2 separate regions of the Homo sapiens genome follow, and region 2 is linked to region 1. A link is an interaction called in ENCODE POLR2A ChIA-PET data of the cell type or tissue named here. Cell type or tissue: IMR-90. All regions are shown on one strand. Each heading gives the region's core, and the rest is flanking DNA. Links, peaks and the distances in the headings are about the cores only. Region 1 overlaps MYLK (myosin light chain kinase). Region 2 overlaps MYLK (myosin light chain kinase).

What was found. Peaks named below come from ENCODE experiments on the same cell type or tissue, not always from the same donor. Only the 100,000 strongest peaks of a DNase experiment are listed, where the experiment ranks them.
Region 2: POLR2A ChIA-PET joins it to region 1 with 8 read pairs; 2 of 35 experiments call an interaction of 5 or more read pairs at or near these places.

Annotation. Positions count from the first base shown.
Region 1 is chr3:123,698,042-123,708,240 of GRCh38, reverse strand. MYLK (myosin light chain kinase) reads left to right here. Exons shown (of 34, transcript NM_053025.4): 16 at 238-487; 17 at 6,732-6,803; 18 at 7,236-8,221. LOC105369194 (a long non-coding RNA gene) reads right to left here. Exons shown (of 3, transcript XR_924417.4): 2 at 4,232-4,375. Among named protein-coding and RNA genes, the nearest start is that of MYLK-AS2, 13 kb to the right of the region's middle. In IMR-90, for the core only: a CTCF peak has its summit at 5,963 (motif pointing right); DNase peaks (open chromatin) are centred at 5,960 and 7,020; H3K27ac peaks cover 1,041 bases.
Region 2 is chr3:123,777,604-123,787,802 of GRCh38, reverse strand. The region is part of intron 4 of MYLK (myosin light chain kinase); the gene reads left to right. Among named protein-coding and RNA genes, the nearest start is that of MYLK-AS2, 93 kb to the right of the region's middle. In IMR-90, for the core only: a CTCF peak has its summit at 6,456 (motif pointing right); DNase peaks (open chromatin) are centred at 5,732, 6,022 and 6,902; H3K27ac peaks cover 2,590 bases.

The sequences.
Region 1 (10,199 bases), core at 3,981-7,980:
TACCTCCCCTTACATTGGATATACAGTCATGTTAATATTATCCTCTGAGAATGTATCCGAGATGGATGTGCAATGAGAAGGGTGTGCTGCATTTGTGTATCCAATCACAGTGATTTCTGGACAATCTGTTACTTGGGTGACATGCTATCTTCCCATCCTTCACCTCCATGGAGAATTGAGTGGACACTGCCTGCTGAGGGACATCCCTGTTTAGCTCTGCCCTTTGCCAATTTCCAGAGCCTCACGATGGCACCCAGCCCTGGTTCATCAGTAAGCCTCGCTCAGTGACAGCCTCCCTGGGCCAGAGTGTCCTCATCTCCTGCGCCATAGCTGGTGACCCCTTTCCTACCGTGCACTGGCTCAGAGATGGCAAAGCCCTCTGCAAAGACACTGGCCACTTCGAGGTGCTTCAGAATGAGGACGTGTTCACCCTGGTTCTAAAGAAGGTGCAGCCCTGGCATGCCGGCCAGTATGAGATCCTGCTCAAGTGAGTCTGCATGTCCAGCCAGCCTCCCTTAACCCTTCCCTCCAAATTCCTAGCTCCCCTAACCTGGGTCTGGGCAGCCAGAAGAAGCACAAACTGATGTGGGGCTTGGACTTCCAGGTAAAGCAAGTGCGGGCTCAGTGCTGCTCACAAGCTTTTGCTTCTTCCACTTCAGTATAGCAAATGTTCATTAGAACTTTCCCTTTTGAGCTCAGTTCCCCAGAATCCTGTCTTGTTACATCCTTGTTCCCCCATTATGTGGTGTATGGTGAGTATGAAGGAAGGAGGAATGGATCAAAGTTGGAAAAGCAGGGGGATAGGGGGAATGCATTTGTTATCTGTTGCTGTGTAACAAATTACCCTGAAACTTAGCAGCTTGAAACATTTATCATCTCCCAGCTGGGAATTTGGAAGCAGCTTAGCTGGATGATTTTGAAGTTTCAGTCAAGATGTCAGCAGGGGCTGCAGTTTCTGAAGGCCTGACGGACACTGGAGGATCTGCTTCCAAGGCTCACTCCCGTGACTGTGGCAGGAGGCCTCAGCTCCTCACTGGTTGTAGGTGGGAGGCCTCGGCTCCTCACTGGCTGTTGGTGGGAGGACTCAGCTCCTTGCGTTGTGGACCTCTCCGTGGGGCTGCTTGAGTGTCTTTTTTAGCATGGCAGCTGGCTTCCCCAGAGCTAGTGATCGAAGAGGGAGCCCAGGTCAGAGCTTGCAGTGTCTTTTAAGACCTACCCTTGGAAGCCACACGCCATCACTTCCGACTTTGTTAGAAGTGAGTCACTAAGTACAGCCCGTACTCAAGGGGAGGTAAATTCAGTTCCACCTCTTGGAGAGAAGAATTTGCAGACATTTTAAAACTACCACAGGGAGGCTACCTTTCCCCATTACTTTTTTCTCTCCTTTTCAAGGGCTTGCTAGGTTACATGGGAAGGTCAGCTCCATGAGGCACACTGCTACATTTCCATGAGGCACACTGCTACATTTCCATGAGGCACACTGCTACATTTCCATGAGGCACACTGCTACATTTCCAGGCCTGGAACAGTGGAGAGCCCATAGTCGACATTGGGTAGCTATTTATTAGATGAATGTGATTCAGAAATGCTCTTTTACCTTGAAAATGCCCTGTCTCTTAAAATCCTATGCCAGCCCTGGATTGATGGAGACAGAATGCCTTCTGTGGGTCCTGGGGTTGGTGTAAGCATCGAAGAAGAGCATTTGTTTGCACCTAACCTACAAATAGGAGGTCGTGCCACATCCTGAGGATGGTTAGACCTGTCCTGGCCCGGGTGCCTGACCACTTTGCAAGGGGCTTTCTCGCCTGTACTTTATCATCTCCCCATGCTGAGCCCATCATGTTCACAGCTCTGAGCTACAAATAAGCTCTAGAGCTAAATGCCAAGGCTACTGCAAAACCCAATATGTACCCCATCCCCTTAGGTCCTTTGTGACCATGTGCTTTATACCTGAATCAGTTATCTTTTGCTGCATAACGAACCACCCCAATACTTAATAACTATTAAAAATAGCTCGTTTATTTTTAAAGCAGTTTCATTATTTCTTAGGAGTCTTTGGGTCTCCTATAAAGTTCTGCTGATTTAGGCAAGGCTAATCTCAGCTGAGCTCAATGACATGTCTGTTGTGGTCAAGTGATGGGATGCTTGTGAGCTGCTGGTCCCCCTACTATTATTAGCGGTACACTCAGAATGCATCAACTGCCTTTGCATTATGCTTGAACTAGTTATTACCAGGAAGGCCACTCTGCCTCCAAAATGGGGAGAAGGTACACGCTTACCCCCTAGGTCAGTACAAAGAATGGAAACCGATGATGTGTAAAAATACCTGCTGATGATCTCGTCAGTATAGAAGGAGTAGCACTTTGAGATAATACTTACATTACTCAAGCCAGACATCCTAGAGGAGATGAGCTTGTTTGGGGATTTTGATGGAAAAGGAAGGCTGAATCTTGGCAAATGTGATAAGGCTTAGCTGTTGAGTAGGCCGAGCAAGAAAGGGTGGGGTGGGGGCAGAGCCAAGCAAAGGGCTGTGGGAAGTTTGCCAGGCCAGAGAGGAGGCGTGCACCAGGAGGTCGGCAGGCAGACTGTCTGGGGCCAGCTGGGGACAGTCATAAAATTTAGACTGTCCCAGCAGGAAGGGGCTTCAGAAGTTATCCAGCCTCATCGTCATTTAATAACGGGGGACACTGAGGTCTCAGGGTCGTGGACTTGCTTGTGGCCATCCAAAGGCAAGTAACAGAGCCCAAGTTCAAGCCCTCATCTTTTGACTTAAATCAGATGCTCTTCCATTCCTTATGGCTCTGCTTGGGGAGTTTCTCCCAAGTGCACAGGGAACTGGAAGGACCTGGGAAACCACACTGGAGCCTCCAGCCTGCAGCCTTTGCCTCTTTTTCTTCCCCAAAGTCCAGCCTCTTCATTCCTTTCGGAGGCCACTGCCCTGGCCTTGGCTTTTTCCCCACCTGAGAAGAAGCAAGTCAGTGGAGAGTTTCCTGAGGGTACGTGGCAGGCCTGCCAGAGACCTCACTCCTCCAGCAACCTAGACGTAGAGCAGGGTGCCTTTCGAGGGGAATGACTGGATGGCTGGGAGGAAGCCGGGGGTCCGGTGTGCAGGGGGTAGAGGGGTGGGCAGATCCTGCCTGTCCCTGCTAGGATTGTGAGGCAGGTATGGGTGGGTAGTTTCTGCCTCTCTTCCCTTCCTAGCTCTTGTCTACTGTACCAAAAGGGGAAATGACAAAAAGTCAGCTCAAAATTCCAGCTGGAATACTTGAAACACTTGACACTTGCCAGGAAATTAGTTCTTTTTTATTTATTTTTTATTTTTTGACAGAATCTCACTCTGTCGCCCAGGCTGGAGTGCAGTGGCACGATCTTGGCTCACTGCAAGCTCCACCTCCCGGGTTCACGCCATTCTCCTGCCTCAGCCTCCTGAGTAGCTGGGACTACAGGTGCCTACCACCACGCCCGGCTAATTTTTTTTTTTTTTTTTTTTTTTGTATTTTTAGTAGAGACGGGGTTTCACTGTGTTAGCCAGGATGGTCTCAATCTCCTGACCTCATGATTCGCCCACCTCAGCCTCCCAAAGTGCTGGGATTACAGGTGTGAGCCACCATGCCCGGCCGAAATTAGTTCTTTAAAGTAATTTTTCCATATAGAACCCATCCAAGAGGTAGATGATTCAGGGTGGGACAGGATCCAAGGCTTTGTAACCAGAGTGGAACTCTTATTCAGAGCTTAGTAAGCCAAGGCAAAAGGACTCTTTGTGAAAGGTTCAGTTTATAGGATGATAGCCCCATATGCTCTGTGGCAGCTCCTGGGATGGGGCCTCATCTTCAGCCCCGGCCCTGATTTTGTAACTGGTTATGTGCAGATGTCAAAGATGGCCCCAAGACCCTGTTCCAGCAGCTTAGGTGATCTGACATGTGGGTCCCAGGCAGGAGGCCACTATGAACTTTATAGGCTGCAAATGAACCCATGGTTTGCTTTAAAGGCCCAGCAGAGATTTAAGGGTATGGCTGTAGGAATAGTTACTGCTATTGCCCTGCCACCAGGTGATCCACTTAATGCGTCAGCCTTTGTATCCCAAGTCCTCCACCTTTCTCTGACCCCTTAGACTGCTGGGGGCCACAGGGTAAGGCCTGGGGCTGGATTGGACAGGAGCCCTTGAGAGGCTTGTCTGAGTCTGTGCTCCCCACCTTGAGCACAGGTCATGGAAAGTGACAGAAGCCCTTACCTGCTTCCCCCATGGGGAGAATCGGCTTACTCCAGCTTGCGGCACAGGGCTGTCCACCACCAAAGCCTCAGAGGAGTCCAGCTGGGGTAAAGCCGCCATCTGGGCAGTGTCTGCTCCTGATGTTTGCATCTGGGCTGTGTTCTACTGGTGACAGGAGGAAACTCTGCTGAGGAGATGCTGAAAGGGCTGCCAGGCAAACACAGCCCTTGGGCATCTCATCTTCCTGCTCCATGTCAACCCAGGCACCACAAGGCTGTGCTTAAAGGTAGGAAAAGAGTGGCCTGACACTGGCCAGCAGCCTGGCAGAAGCAGGGTGACCTCACACAGTTATTCTACAAGCTCACCCAAAGTCCATAAGCCTTTTTAAGTGTTGAGAACTCGGGGCACACTGAGGACCTCTTCGTTCTCCCAGGGCCTGGCACCCATGAGGTTTCTAATTGCTGTTTGTTGAGCAAAGGAACAACCTGAACTCAAAATTCTCCAGACTTGAGACTCCCTGCACCTTGAATCTGTGCCCTCTGACAGTCTGAGCATTGAGGAGGGTGGCTGGGAGGGGACAGGCTATGGGATACATGGCCAGGGAGGAGAGAGGAGTGAAAGAGCTAAGGCAGTCAGGAAGGCACCTGCACCAGCACAGCCTGGGACAGCACGAGGGCACTGGAGAGAAGGACAAAGGAGAGGAGCCCAGCAGGCGGGAGGAGGGCTGGAGGACAGCAACGATTGGCTTCTCCTTGCTTCAAATGGGTGCCAGCACCCAAGGGTGAGCAGCGCCCCAGAGCCCCTGAGAATCCTGGGCCAGGCCATGGGCTACCAGTGTCTGTCCACTGGGAGGGAGGCCAGGCAGAGTGAGGTGGAGACCCACACACGCCAGCAGAATACACAAGAACGCATGCTCAGATGCCTGTCCAGGTGGATGTAACTCATATGTGCACATATTCCCAAACACAGACCTCCAGGTGCAGGTGCCTGCCAGCTAGACCAGTATATGTGTACATCATGTGTATGGTTGATAACTACATATGTGCATGAACACACACATGTCCCAGACCAGATTTGTACTGATAAGCACAGTAGGGTAGAGTGCAAAGGTCATAGGGTCACAGGTCCCAACCCCTCCCTCCACTAGCAAGCTCTGTGTGTTTAGGCAAATTACTTAACCTTGACCTTCAGTATTATATTTTTTAATAGAGGTAAGGTCTTGCTATGTTGCCCAAGCTGGTGTCAAACGTGCGAGCTCAAGCAATCCTCCCACTTCAGCCTCCCAAAGTGCTGGGATTACAGGCATGAACCACTGCGCCTGGACTACTTTACCTTTATAAGCCTCATATTTCTTACCTTATAAAAACAGTGGTGACTCTAATCTCACAGAGCTGTTCTAAGATTAAATGAGATGGCTCATGTAAAGAATCTGTCACAGAGCTTGGCACATCTGCTATTGGGTCTGAGTGCTAGTGAGACGGCCACATCCAGGGGCATGAGTGGGAGCACTGTTGTCAGAGACCCTGAGGGTCCCACCCCAGAGCCCCCTTTCCTTATCTTTAAATTGGGCATGGCAGTACTCTATACCTCTCTGGCATGCTGTGGATATCAAGAAAGAACTGCGTGTGGGTGTCATGAAAGCTGGAGGGTGCTGTATGAAATGCAGTTGTTACAACCATCACTAGTCACCTCTGGCTCGCAGACCTGCCCCCACCCCTTCCCCTAGCCTGAGCAGAACCTTCTTGTCTGGTCAGAGCTCAGAAATGCCAGCAGGTGGCAGCCTTATGGGGTTGGAGGGACAATCTGCTGCAAATCCACTGCACTGTAGCCAGACAGGGTACAGCCCCTCCCCTGAGCAGAGGGCCTGAGCCTCTGTGCACCAGCAGGAGACTGACCAGGTTTATGGACATGAAGAATCCAGAGCCCTCCCCACCTGAAGGAAGAAGAGAAAGGGCCACTCATGTAGGAAAACACTTGTTGGGTTTTTAACACAAAAAGTTCTGATCTGAGAGCATTATCAATGAGTGGGGGTTAAGGGTGCTTCCATTCCCGAGCAAGAGAGGGAAAGGAACTACTTCTGTGTTAAGGGATCATGGAGTCAGAGTCAAGGTCACTGGGCAGGCCCACCACCAGGGCCTATCTGTCTAGACCAACCTGCTACATCACAGTTCCCAGCAGGGTTAGCCTTTCTCCTTCCCCTTTTATTGGTTGAGTGAGTGAGTGATTGATTGAATGATTATATTATATACTTACAGAAAAGTGTTCCTATTTCTGGATGCCTGCCTTAGCTGTTGTCCAGACATTCTTTTTTTCTTCTTCTTTTTAAATAAGAGCTGAGAAAATAAAGGGTGACCACACAGTGAGAGGGTCCTGCCCTAAATCTAAGGCTGGGGTGAATGTCTCAGTCAAGCCGGCGACTTCCATCTTCCCCGCTGGCCAGCAGCCTGTGATCAAGTCCACACTGAACAGGCCCTTTGCCCAGAGGGCCTCTTGATCTTTATTGATCTTTGGAATTCTTCAGGAACCGGGTTGGCGAATGCAGTTGCCAGGTGTCACTGATGCTACAGAACAGCTCTGCCAGAGCCCTTCCACGGTGAGTGCCCCCAGGAGCTGCCCCTCCAGGCCATGCCCCCATCCCCACCTTCCTCCTGGCCCCGGCAGCTCCAGCCCAGCAGCCCTAGATTGTTTGTGTCCTGCAGCTGAGGCTGCCAAAGCCAGAAGGGAGAGCCTGGAAGGGGAATGAGGGAGGGAGAGCAGGGGAAGGAGGGGGTGATTTTTTTTTTTTTTTTTTTTGCACACACCCTTATAAGGCTACTGAAGTCATTACCGATGTAATAAACCAACTAAGCAAGCGAGCGCCTCTCACCAATGTTCCCATCTATAAACACAGCCTGGCCGGCCTCCCCCATCCCCTCCCGCTCCCCTCTACCCTCCCACCCTCAGGGATTTGCTCTCCCCTGAAGTTTCTTTCTTACCCAGCCCCTTTTCCTCCTGCTACTTTCCTTTTTCCCTACACTGGTTGCAGGGGGAGGGAGCCTGCCAGCTGCGAGGACCTCTGTGGTGGAGGAGTTGGTGCTGATGGTGGTGGTAGTGACCGCTATGGGTCCCTGAGGCCTGGCTGGCCAGCAAGAGGGCAGGGTTGGCTAGAGGAGGAAGACGGCGAGGACGTGCGAGGGGTGCTGAAGAGGCGCGTGGAGACGAGGCAGCACACTGAGGAGGCGATCCGCCAGCAGGAGGTGGAGCAGCTGGACTTCCGAGACCTCCTGGGGAAGAAGGTGAGTACAAAGACCCTATCGGAAGACGACCTGAAGGAGATCCCAGCCGAGCAGATGGATTTCCGTGCCAACCTGCAGCGGCAAGTGAAGCCAAAGACTGTGTCTGAGGAAGAGAGGAAGGTGCACAGCCCCCAGCAGGTCGATTTTCGCTCTGTCCTGGCCAAGAAGGGGACTTCCAAGACCCCCGTGCCTGAGAAGGTGCCACCGCCAAAACCTGCCACCCCGGATTTTCGCTCAGTGCTGGGTGGCAAGAAGAAATTACCAGCAGAGAATGGCAGCAGCAGTGCCGAGACCCTGAATGCCAAGGCAGTGGAGAGTTCCAAGCCCCTGAGCAATGCACAGCCTTCAGGGCCCTTGAAACCCGTGGGCAACGCCAAGCCTGCTGAGACCCTGAAGCCAATGGGCAACGCCAAGCCTGCCGAGACCCTGAAGCCCATGGGCAATGCCAAGCCTGATGAGAACCTGAAATCCGCTAGCAAAGAAGAACTCAAGAAAGACGTTAAGAATGATGTGAACTGCAAGAGAGGCCATGCAGGGACCACAGATAATGAAAAGAGATCAGAGAGCCAGGGGACAGCCCCAGCCTTCAAGCAGAAGCTGCAAGATGTTCATGTGGCAGAGGGCAAGAAGCTGCTGCTCCAGTGCCAGGTGTCTTCTGACCCCCCAGCCACCATCATCTGGACGCTGAACGGAAAGACCCTCAAGACCACCAAGTTCATCATCCTCTCCCAGGAAGGTAAATGAGCATGGGGGTTGGGGAAGAAGGGGCCTCTGTACCAGGGCCACTCCTAGCTCATGGAGCGTTGGTCTCGCTGACCCCTGTTAGCAGCCCATAGGTAGGCTGCTAACCTGGTTTAGCAGGTAGGAGGGCCTGCTGGGTAGGAGGGCCGCGTCCCTGTTTCCTGCTAACTCAAGGATAGGTCCCGGCTCAGGGGCCTTGGGTACATGCACCAAGGCTGGGGCTAAGGGCTGGGATCCTGGTCCTTGTGGCACATGCCCACATCTCGGCACCCATCTGGCAGAGCCCTCTCATGGCACCGCCACCTGTGGCTCCCCAGAGGAGACCTGAGCCTGAGTTAATTCCAAGCTCCGGCATGGAGAGGGCTCTGTCTACAGGCTTGGAGGTGGGGGACACAGAGGCTGGAGCCAGGGAGAAGCTCTGAGTAAAGAGCTGTTTAGAGAAGCATCTTAGGTTTGGGGAACGGTGTGCAGTGACCAGATGGCACGGAGCTCTGAGTTGGGGTCAACAATAACTTCAGTCTTGATAGCACTGTGGGTTTGAAGGGATCTGTCGGGAAACCCAAAATCCCAAAACAGCCCCTACAGCACACACTCACGGGCAGACAGAGCTACTCGCTTCCTAATTTGGATGAGACTTTTGTTTGCTGGTATTTCACATTCTTGGATGGTGGGGAGAGGAGGGGGGCCCCAAATCCTTCCATCTGTGTGGACTTTTGGGGTCTGGAGTTTTCAGAGGAGCCAGTTTATACTTGGAGAAGAGATGGGGGTGACACAGGAGTATTTTCTCTGGACCCTCAATTTGGTTTGAAGTGCTTTTGTAAATCCCAAGTCTGGGTGGGAGCTCTGAGGCCGGCCGACCTCCACACCCCATTCTGGCAGCCAGCGGAGGGATAGGTTGCCAGCACAGAACAGAGTCCTGCCTGAGCTGATGCTGGTGGCTCCAGACAGGGTAGGGTACAAAGAAGCTCCCAGGAAGTGACATTTCACCCTTGAGGGGCAGAGGGCAGCCACAGAAGAAGCCGGAGTGGACAGGTCCTGTCAAATCTGAGTCAGCTGAGGTGTCAGAGTGCTCTTCCTGTGGGCTGCTCCCCTCCCTGGCCCCTGGCAGCACCCTCCCCACTCCCTCCCTCACCTTTTATCGTGCCTGCCTTCCCCTCACAAGCAGAATGGAGCATTTGAAGATCACAGAATCCCTCTCAGCCCCCGGTAAGGGTCTGTCTTCCCTCTACATCTGGGACAGCACACCTGGAGCAGCTGAGTATATTGAATCTCAGCGCTGAAAGAGTGAAGGGGACACTGGCTGGCAGAGAGAAACATGTTATTTTCTGCTAATGTGTTGACGCAGTAACTTTTCCATGTGGATGTCCTCAGATTGGCAGGGTCCTCCAGAAGTCGTCTCCTCCATCCCCCACCTCTGCTGGCTCAGCCCCCCTCCCCTGAGGCATGGGGGATTATTGGGCTGGGGTGAGACTTCAGAGGAGCAGACGCCACAACCTGTCCTGCCGCCCCTGTGGGGCTCTCCCACTTGGAAAGTCCTTGGTAAAACTGATTGGAAACCCTGACTGGGAACATTTCCCAGGTCACCCTACGGTGATCTCTCCAGGCAGGATGCAGGGTGGCATCCACCATCCTCAGGACAAGGTTGGGGCTGTCCCCTGGCTCTCTGATCTCTTTTCATTATCTGTGGTCCCTGCATGGCCTCTCTTGCAGTTCGCATCATTCTTAATATCTTTCTTGAGTTCTTCTTTGCTAGTGGATTTCAGGTTCTCATCAGGCTTGGCGCTGCCCATGGGCTTCAGGGTCTCAGCAGGTTTGGCGTTGGGAGGTCTGTGGCTGCTCCAGCCTCAGGGAAACTGAGGTTAAGTCAGTTGGGGGCAGCTGTTCTTGGGCTTGCATGGGGTTTAAACCCAGAGCCATCAACAGCCACTTACAAACAATTCACTCAACTAAGCGATGTAAGGCAGACCCCAGGC
Region 2 (10,199 bases), core at 4,077-8,076, 79 kb before region 1:
GGGGACTAACATATTTGTTAATGGCTTATTGGTGCTAGGCTTACAATCTTAATCATTTTATCCTCCTGGCAAGGCAGCTTTTATCCTGATTTTTTGTAGGGTAAGAACCTGGGGGCTCCAAGGGATTATAACATTTACACCAGTAAGTGATGGAGCCAGTTTTAATAGACCTAAGTCTCATGTTCTTCCTGCCGCATGACACTGCCCCTTCACATGTCTCATCTGGTTCCTTGAACGCGATGACCGTTTCTTGTCCATCTTTGAATAAGATGAATGCCTGCCATATGATGAATGCTCAAGCAGTGTTTGGTGCCCCTGAGGAGAACCACGGTGGTGAAGTGTCTAAGACTCCCGGTGTCTTGCCATTCAAGCCCATAAGGATTTGGCCGTGTACTTCTTCTAGGGTCCTGTGTCTCTGTTACCCCATCAGCACTCCCTGCCTGGCTTCAGAGCCCTCATTCCGCACCAGCCACACCCCTGTGCACCTGCTTCCTGCTCCTCCACAGCCTGTGCCTATATCAAGAATGCCCTTCCTTCTTTCCATTCTACGCAGCCTCAGGATCTGATTTAAATTCTACCTCCTTCAGGCTACTTTCCTAATGCTTCCTTTTAAAGCATTTCATTAGAGTACAGAAGAGCCATGGTTATAGGATGTGGAAAATTCACAATAATCATATAAGATCATTCTTGACTAATAGCCACAGGAAAGAGTTGACTACTTTGGCCTTTTAAAAAGGTATTATTCACTAATAATCTCTGTGCCTATAACTATGTTACAAAGAAAAGCATGATTTAAATGCTAAACTATTTTTAAAACAAAAATTCAGACAAAGTTAAAAGTTATTTGCCTTAGCCCTCACTTCTACTCTATATAGGTGGCCACCATTAATAATGTTGAGTATCCTTTCAGAAATGATTTATACAAATATTAGCATATATCTGAATATCCTTGTATATACACAAATGGGCCATGTATACATAGTAACCTACAATTTGCTCTTTCTATTTTTTTGTGAGTTCATAGTAGGAAATATATATTTATGGGGTACATGAGATATTTTGATAAGGCACGCAATGTGAAATAAACACATTGTAGAGAATGGGGTATCCATCCCCTCAAGCATTTATCCTTTGAGTTACAAACAAGTCAATTACACTCTTTATTTTGAAAAATACAATTATTATTGACTATAGGTACCCTGTTGTGCTATCGAATAGTAGGTCTTATTTTTTCTTTTTTTTTTGTACCCATTAGCCATCCCCCCCTCCTCCCCCACCCCCACCCTCCCACTACCCTTCCCAGCCTCTGGTAACCATCTGCAACTTGCTCTTTTTACTGAATGTCTTTCGGTGTTTTTGTTTTCACACTAGCACACAGATCCACTTCACAGCTCTAATTCTGAACTTTCTAACCCTCAATTGTTCCCTTCTCTGAACGCCTATAATACTTTTATATATATATGAGACTCATTTTTACTCTTTATCAATTTTTTTTTTTTGAGATGGAGTCTTACTCTGTTGCCCCAAGCTGGAGTGCAGTGACACAATCGCGGTTCACTGCAACCTCCGCCTCCCAGGTTCGAGCGACACTCCTGCCTCAGCCTCCTGAGTAGCTGGGACTACAGGCGCGTGCCACCACACCCGGCTAATTTTTGTATTTTTAGTAGAGACAGGGTTTCACCATGTTGGCTAGGCTGGTCTCGAACTCCTGACCTCAGGTGATCCGCCCACCTCGGCCTCCCAAAGTGCTGGGATTACAGGCGTGAGCCACTGTGCCCGGCCTACTCTTTATCAGTTTTTTAATCAATTTATAATTTGATCCATTATTGTTTATCTTTTGCTTCTTCAATGAGAGTGAGCTGTTCAAGATACAGAATTGCATTGTCCAATAGGATACCTACCCACTAGTCACATGTGGCTACTTAAACTTAAATTAACATGAATTTAAATTAAATAAAATTGAAAATTCAGTTCCTCAGCCGCATCAGCCGCATCAGCACTATTTAAGTGCTGAATAGTCACATGGGGCTAATGGCTACCATATTGGACAGCACAGATTCTTGAACATTTCCATTATCATAGAATGTCCTTTCGGACAGGGCTGATTGAGAGCCTTCTCACACATAATTCAACTTCCCATACTGTATATCACTAACCCACAGCTAGAAGATAGACTGGAAATAGTTGTCCCATTCACAATAAAATGAAGGCATTACATTCTTGAGAATTAAGTGAATTCTCAAGATTCATTCAAAGAAAAATGTGATCTGTTGATGAGAGAATCTTTGTCCTTCATCTTCATTGTAGAATGCTAACCTTGATATCCCAGCAAGCTTGAATGTGCTCCCAAATTTTCCACAGGTGTCTATTCCACGTGGCTGGTAGCCCAGGTGTCACAGAGTTTCCAAAGTACTCAAAGGGAAAGCAGCAGTATGAGAAGTGGCAGGGCAAGTATTACTGAAAATTTACCATAGTCAACAGCTGGTGGTCACTTTGGGTTCAAAATGGTGGACTGAACAGATGTCTTAACTTCCCTTCCTGACAAATATGACATCGAAATAAACATGAAGCAGTCCAAAGAGAATGCATTCATAGCTGCGCTAAAAACGTGAGAGGGACATTAGTGGATGAGAGATTTTCTTGGCATTGCATTGAAGGACATATTAGCTCTGCCTGCAGAACAGTTAAGGGGTGAGGCTTCAGCCATATATTTGAGATTAAAGGATTTGGAGATTAGGAGTGGATGTAGGGCAGAAGTCGGGGTGATTAAAGGAAAGCCTATTTACTAAACATGTATATGGAGAGAATTGAAGCTCCTGCTGTAGATGTTAGTTTATAAGAAACAGGATGGAAGTGTGTTGGATGTGCCATCATCTGCCCACTTGCTCCATGACCAAGCCTGTGACTATGACCAAGTCCTCTATGTGAAGCCTGCTAATAGACATTCCCCATGTGGGGCTTGCAGTCCGCCCCCTCATTCAGGGAGATAGGACTACTCCCAAGAGGTAGAAAATCCACAGAAGCCACCTGCATTTGGAAACTAGTTCTTCAGCCACTGATGGTTAACAGTTAATTCATGGACACCAGATGTCTGAAAACAACATTTATACAATATAATATTGCTATAAGAAAATTGTTGTTTTTAAAAATCAATCCATAGACAAAAGTCAAAAGTGTTCATTATAGTTACAGTACAGAAAGTAAATCCTGTAAGTTTTGGCAAGCCGAAAGTAGAGGGATGGTGAATGGTAAGGTAGAGACAGAAAAACAGAGGAAGAGAAAAATATAGTGACACTAATGTCCCCATCTTACACAGTGGGAAGTAAAGAGATTCCACCTAAAATGGATGGATCAAATAACAGGTTTAAGTATGTGACTTAAAACCATAATGACAGAGGTAAAAAAAAAAAAAAAAAAAAAAAAAAAGAAAGTCAACCCATGAGCCGTATTTGGCACACAGACCTTTTGTGTTTGGCCAGTGGTGTTCTCAAAAAGTTTGAGCAAAGATTTGCAAATGGAAAATGTACATATATGATTCGTGTATAAGTGGCTTTTCTTTACAAATGAGAGCTGGCAATGTTTCCACATGGCCACACTGGCCCAGAGGGTGCCGTCACTGTGTCTGACATTAGTTTCCAGGTCGTTATAGTCCCCACCATTCCAAGGCATCTCCCAACACTAAGGACAAGTGCCTGTTGCCAGTGAGGACCTTGCTTTTCTCCTAGCCAAGTCTATATTCATAATGGGAAAGCAGGAAATGGACAGGAAGGGCCTCGTGACATTTCTTGTCCCAGCCCACATTCCCTACATGTGTTTCCTGCCCAGCCTCTGTAGGCATTGGAGTTAGTGATTATGCTATAAATGTCCAATAAAAGATCTAAAAATCAAGTCAAGGCCAGGAAGAGGGAGGCACCGTAAGCCAGAGAAATTTCTCATCACTCCTGTGGGACTCCACTAAGTGCTGTCTAAATTCTTAAATCAAGAAATAGACACAGAGCAAAATAAAAATAATTAAAAGAAAAAAAGATTATGTCAAGGGTTATAGCTGAGAAGTAATACTGTTGCACGGAGGGGAAAGATAAAGAAGGAAAGAAACCTTTAGCCATTTTATACCCTCAACTTTCACCTTTTACTTTGTACACATTCTTATTGCTTGAATTTTTTGTAAACAGTAGACAGGAATTACTTCTGTATATTTTTTAAAAGCACAATAAAAATGCCTGCAAGAAGACTCAGTACAGCTGTCTGAGTTCAATGTCCAGATTCTATTTGACAGATGGTCAAAGATGAATACACAGTTTACAGTGAAAGAAGTGTAGACAAAGTCCGGGCATGGAAAATATATAACACTGCATTTAAAAAATTACACAACTCTGCTGGCATTTAAACAAATGGAAATCAAAATACCTTAAAAGTATTTATGCACCTAAAAAACTAGCAAAATAAGATACCAAGAGCCCACTGCTGGGGCTGTGAGGAAACAGGTGAGGTTTTCCTTTGTTGGAAGTACTGATTATTGGTTCAGCCTCCTTGGGGCTTAGATTGGCAGAATGTTACAAGGGCAATAAAACTGTTGATGTGCCTTGCCAAGAATTCTGCTTTTGACACTATAACTTAACTCTTAAAGGAGAAGAAAAAATGTAGTTGCTACAAAGATGTCCAAAGCACTATTTTTAATAACAAAAAAGGAACTAGTTTGTACTCAAAAGGAGATAGATTATTATACAAACACATCAATGTGGCAAATATTACATAATCACCTATTTGTCATTGTGGTAGCTATATCCATAAATGAAAATGCGTGTGAATAACAAAGTAGGAAGAAAAGTAGAACAAACACTGTGCACACTCTGATCACAACCATAGAAAATCCATCAATGTGTTCACTACCTAAAATTAGAAGAGGATTTGGAACTGTATGAATAGAATTATTTTTTGTTGTAAGTTCTTTAAGTGTCTGTGTTTTTAAAATTTCTCAGTGATGGTTTACTTACTAGATGGCTGGCCCTGTCTAGATATGTCTGTCTCTCTACTAATAAGGCCTTAGGCTCCTATTGTTTTAACGTGTTTCCAATTATCTCGACTGTCTGCCTTGAAATGGAAACAAAGCTGAGTGGCAAAATGACCGATGAGAGATAAAGAGACCAGATTGGGGTTTTCTTCCTCTTAACTGTATACTCAAAGTGGTGTAGGGGATCTACACAGGCATGAGCGATAGCACTGAGGTCTGGTTCATTTGTTCACATAGATACAATTTCTGGAGAGCCCAGGATGTTCAGATTCCTTCTAATATCTATCTTCCTTCCAACTCTAAGTAAAGTTAATAAGTAAGACACTACTTTCATAAATAATGACCAATGTGAGTTGAGCCTCCTCTGTGCTCCAGACTCTGGAGATACAAAGAAAAATAAAACATGATTGCTGTCTTCAGTGATCTTGCAACTAATGAATTCTCAATATCAAAACAGAAAATTAAACTTTCCTTCCTCTATGAAGCCTTTTCTAGCTCTTCTACCTCATTGCATTTCTTTCCATTTCCATATTCCAAGAGGGTTGTATTCTGCACTCTACAATTTAGATTTTAATTAGATAATTAACGTAGTGTGTTGTGGAAAGAGCCCTGGACTGGGGTTCTAGTTCCCACATAGTTGCCTTAAACTTTCTACAAACCACTAAACCTTCCCGAGTCTCACATTCCTTCTTATAAAATCACGATTCAGATGATCCCTAAGACGCTTCAACATCTGAAATTCTGTGATGTGTCTGTTGTAGTGTGTGTTCTCTGTTTTACATGCCTAGTTTTTATAAAACACACCTCGGTGCCAGCTCCTGGTAGATGCCCAGTAAAAAGAGATTATTTATTCAGTCTGTAAGTTTTCTAAATATTAATCTCTTGTCTCCTTAATGTTCTGTTTTTATTTAAGAAAGATTTTGAGTGTTTAGATTTGATTCATTCAAGTAATGTTTATGAAGCACTTTACCATGAGCTGGCTACTGTGTAGGCTGTTTGTGGTTTGAGGAGGTGCTTGGGGAGGGCTGGCCATCATTTGTGAGGACTGTGGTGTTGAGATCTACACACATCAGGCTGAGAGTTGGACCAAATCATCTTGACCGTTGCTCCCATCTTCAACATTTTATTATTTTATTCAGTGCCTATTTGTATTGGAGTTGGTGTTGGAGTTTTCTTTGTGGTTTGTTCTGATCACATCTGATTTTTAATAGTATGCCATAGGTTTGTGTGGCATTTTACAGAACCCCTTCTAGTTTTGTTAGAGGGTAGAGAGTGCTAGTTACCCCCTCTCCCATTTGTCAGCACTTGGGGAAAGATATGCAGAATGAAATGGAGGGAAGTATGTGCATGGAGGGCCAGTGCCTCTAAGAGCACAGCACCCTCCAGGAGAGCTCGACTGAAGGATGAGGCCAGGCCTCTAGTGACCCCCTCAGGATTCCATTTGTCCAGCCACTGGAGGGCAGAGTTACTGGAGACTTGGTGGCCCAGTGCTCCCAGAGCTCCTCCCTCAGTCCCTTCCAGGCTTCATCTACTGTGAGGGTCTTCCCAACAATTGGCTTGGAGCACTTCCTCTCTGGCCAGAAGCCTCCAGTTGTTCTGACTGCAGACTCCTGGCCTGGCATTTGCCTTTCTCCACGATGTGGGGCTAGTTCCCCAGACCAGCACTCTTCCCAGTTGCCAGGCCCTACATTCCCTGAGCAGGTCCCGGGATTTGCCTCTTGGACTTCCATCATCCTTTCTAACTGGAGCCCGGACCCCTAATCTGTCATAGTGCTACCCTGCTTCTTCCAAATGTCACCTCTTCCAGGGAGCCCATCCCACTTTTCCTTGCCAGTTGTGGTCTCTTTCCTGCTGAATCACCCTGGGGCTTTCCTGTACTGTGTATCTTTGGCTTTATGTTCTGGTTATTTAAGTACTTGTCTCTAGAATGTGAGCCTCTAGACAATCTCTTATTCATCTTTGTGTTCTCTATAGCACCTAGGACAGTGCCCGGCCCGTGGTAGATATTCAGTCAGACTTGGTTAGGTGATGGCTGAGCAGGGATGGATTTAAATACTCTAGGGCACTGCAGTCAGCCCGTGATGCCAAAGTGCTGTCATTTGCAAACGTGTTTACTGGGCAGCTTGTCGGCTATCTTAAGGAGCTGCCTCTCTTAAGACCAACAGTGTGATCTGGAAGGAGGGCAGTTCTGGTATCATGTGCTTGGGTCTTTGTCTTTAATTCAGTCTGCCCTCTGGGCTGTAGTTTCCTCATCCTATAAAATGAGAGAGTTGAACCAGATGACTGTGATGCCCCTTCCTGTTCCAACATAACATGGTTTCATAAAAATACATTTATTTCTATTTTATTTTATTTTTTGAGACAGAATCTCGCTCTGTTGCCCAGGCTGGAGGACAGTGGCGCAATCTCGGCTCACTGCAACCTCTGCCCCCTGGGTTCAAGCAATTCTCCTGTCTCACCCTCCCAAGTAGCTGGGATTACAGGCACGTGCCACCATGCCGGGCTAATTTTTGTATTTTTAGTAGAGATGGGGTTTCACCACATTGGTCAGGCTGGTCTCAAACTCCTGACGTCAGGTGATCCACCCACCTAGGCCGCCCGAAGTGCTGGGATTACAGGCATGAGCCACCGCGCCCAACCATAAAAATAAATTTTAAACAAGATTTTGGAGTAGGGACCTGGTGGTTTTATGAGCATGCTTACCAGTTGACCCCACTGCTACGTGACAGGCTGACTTAAGTGACTAGTTTGCAGGTTCGTTCAGTAAACACTAATGGTATGCAGGATGTTTGTACTCATGCAATAAACAGATGACAGAGAAAACCAAGACACTGTCCCTGTATTCAAAGGTTTGACATCCTCAACTTGCTGAGGCTCTAAATCTGCACTTCCCACACCCTCTACATGCACATCAACCTTGAGTGCTGGCATGTCGTGTGGGAATGAGGAAGTGTGTTCTGATGTCACACATTGGACCTGATGTCTCCTTCAAATTAATCCCTGTCCCCTGCCTCTGCTGAAGAACTCTGAAATAAAGGCGGGTGGGAGATGGTGATGGTGAGAAGAGACTTATGTCCTGATAGTGATGGTGAGGATGAGCAATAGACTCACTTGTTCTTCTCTCATGTGGTGGCACGCTGAGTCCCTGAGCAACTCCTCTAAGAATTGCAGGTCCCTCTCAGCCACTCAGAAAACTCCAGCAGGGATTACGGCAGGACGAGGTGGGGGCAGGCAGAGCCTGTTGAGAGCTGGAGTTTAGATGGTGAGCACAGAGTCCCAAGCCTGGGAGGGAGGTTGTCTGTGGAGTGTGAAGAACTTGGCTCAACCCGGCCACCAAATGCTGGGAAGCCTGACAGGGGAGTGAAAAATGAGCCTGGAAGAGTTGGAGCCAGGAAGGCAAGGAAAATCAAATCAAATCTGGATCCTGACTTAAAAGGCATTAGGCTGAGGGGAGCCAGGCACCTGAACATACTTTCCACAGCCTGTCATGCTGGGCCTGCCTCATCCGTGTGCAAGGGGACGTTGGGCCCAGGGAGACTGGTTCCCAGGCCACCATCCCCCAGCCAGTCTGCTCAGGCGCAGGCACAACCCCATCAAATGCCATACTCTGTTGAGCTAGAGGACAGGAGAGCTGCTGTGGCTCAGTCCCGAAAGGAGTGGGGAAAGACTGTTTCTGGAGCAGACTGGCGCCAGTCAGTCCCCCACATGCACAGTGAACACTGGTACTGAATTAATGAATTATCTGAGACAAAGCTCTTTTGTCATAAACTCAAGTCATACCCAACCCCACCCCCACTCTTCATTTTTAGCTGCCAGGACATAGCTATTTGGGGTTTGAAGTGAAATTCTGGACACCTTAGTGCTGGAATCATTCGTGGAGGCACTTTGTCGAGAGTGGTTTCTCAAGGTGGGATCCTGCAGAAGCCACTGGGTGCCTGCAGGGTCCTACCCAGACCCACTGAGGTGAGACCAAGGAATCTGCCCTTGAACACACTGTCCCTAAACAGGTTCTTCTATGAGCCACTCAAGGGGCAGCTGTTAGTCTCCAGAGATGGAAACAAAGGTCACACCTGCAGGTTTCAGCCGCCCCTGGGCGAGCACATGGGAAGTGGCTGGGCAGTGGAGGAAGGGGTGACTGGGCTTCTGCGTCTTGCCTGATTTTACTTCTGAGGGTGGCGGGTCTGACAATCTCAGGCCCTGGGAAGGGGCTGTCTGTTGATGGGCTGCTCGAGCATATTGCTGACTTATAGATTGGTGATTTTTTTTTTTTTTTTTTTTTGAGGCAGAGTCTCACTCTGTTGCCCAGGCTGGGGTACAGTGGCGCAATCTTGGCTCACTGCAAGCTCCACCTCCCGGGTTCACGCCATTCTCCTGCCTCAGCCTCCTGAGTAGCTGGGACTACAGGCGCCTGCCACCACGCTCGGCTAATTTTTTGTATTTTGTTTAGTAGAGATGGGGATTGATGATTCTTATTATCACCATTATCTCCCCATTATCACCCTCCCGAGGAATCCCCTAGTGCAAATTTAATACCACAGTTATACTCTATACCATATATGTGTACTGGAGTATATCTGTGTGTATATGTAAAAAGAGTAAGACTTTTTGCCCCTTACTCCTGAGAACCAATTATCGCCCCCCCTTAGGGATGATATTACCCCCTTGAGAATGCATCATCATATAGATTAAATTTTATAATGCTTAGAATCTTCTTCTGGAGTAGAGGTGTGGAGTCAGAATAGAGAAGGGAAAATATGGGTAGGAAATAATAAACCTGGGGTAAGAATAGCATACAGAAATAAGCACTGTACAGTCTTGTATTATAGTTGTTAGAGATGGGCTGCAAATATGACTATTAGCTTTCTGGAAATCATTTTGTCTGTAAAAAATAAGCCCATTTGCTCAGGAGATGCAGTCAAAGGCCTAACTAGTGGGAACTCTGGAGATCACGTGTGGGTATATACACATGTCCCTGTGCATAAACAAGGAGCTGTCTGGATGCTAGAGGTGGCAGGAGATGCTTTTTGGGCAGTAGACTGGAGACCCCTGGCTCTGTCATTGTTCTGTGTTCTATCTCCCCTCCTACCCTGAACTCAGATCACCACTATCGTCTGCTCCACACCCTCAGCCCAGTTCCCAAGCTGGCTCAGGCCCCTTCTCACTGCTCTTCGCCTCATCTGCCTTGTGG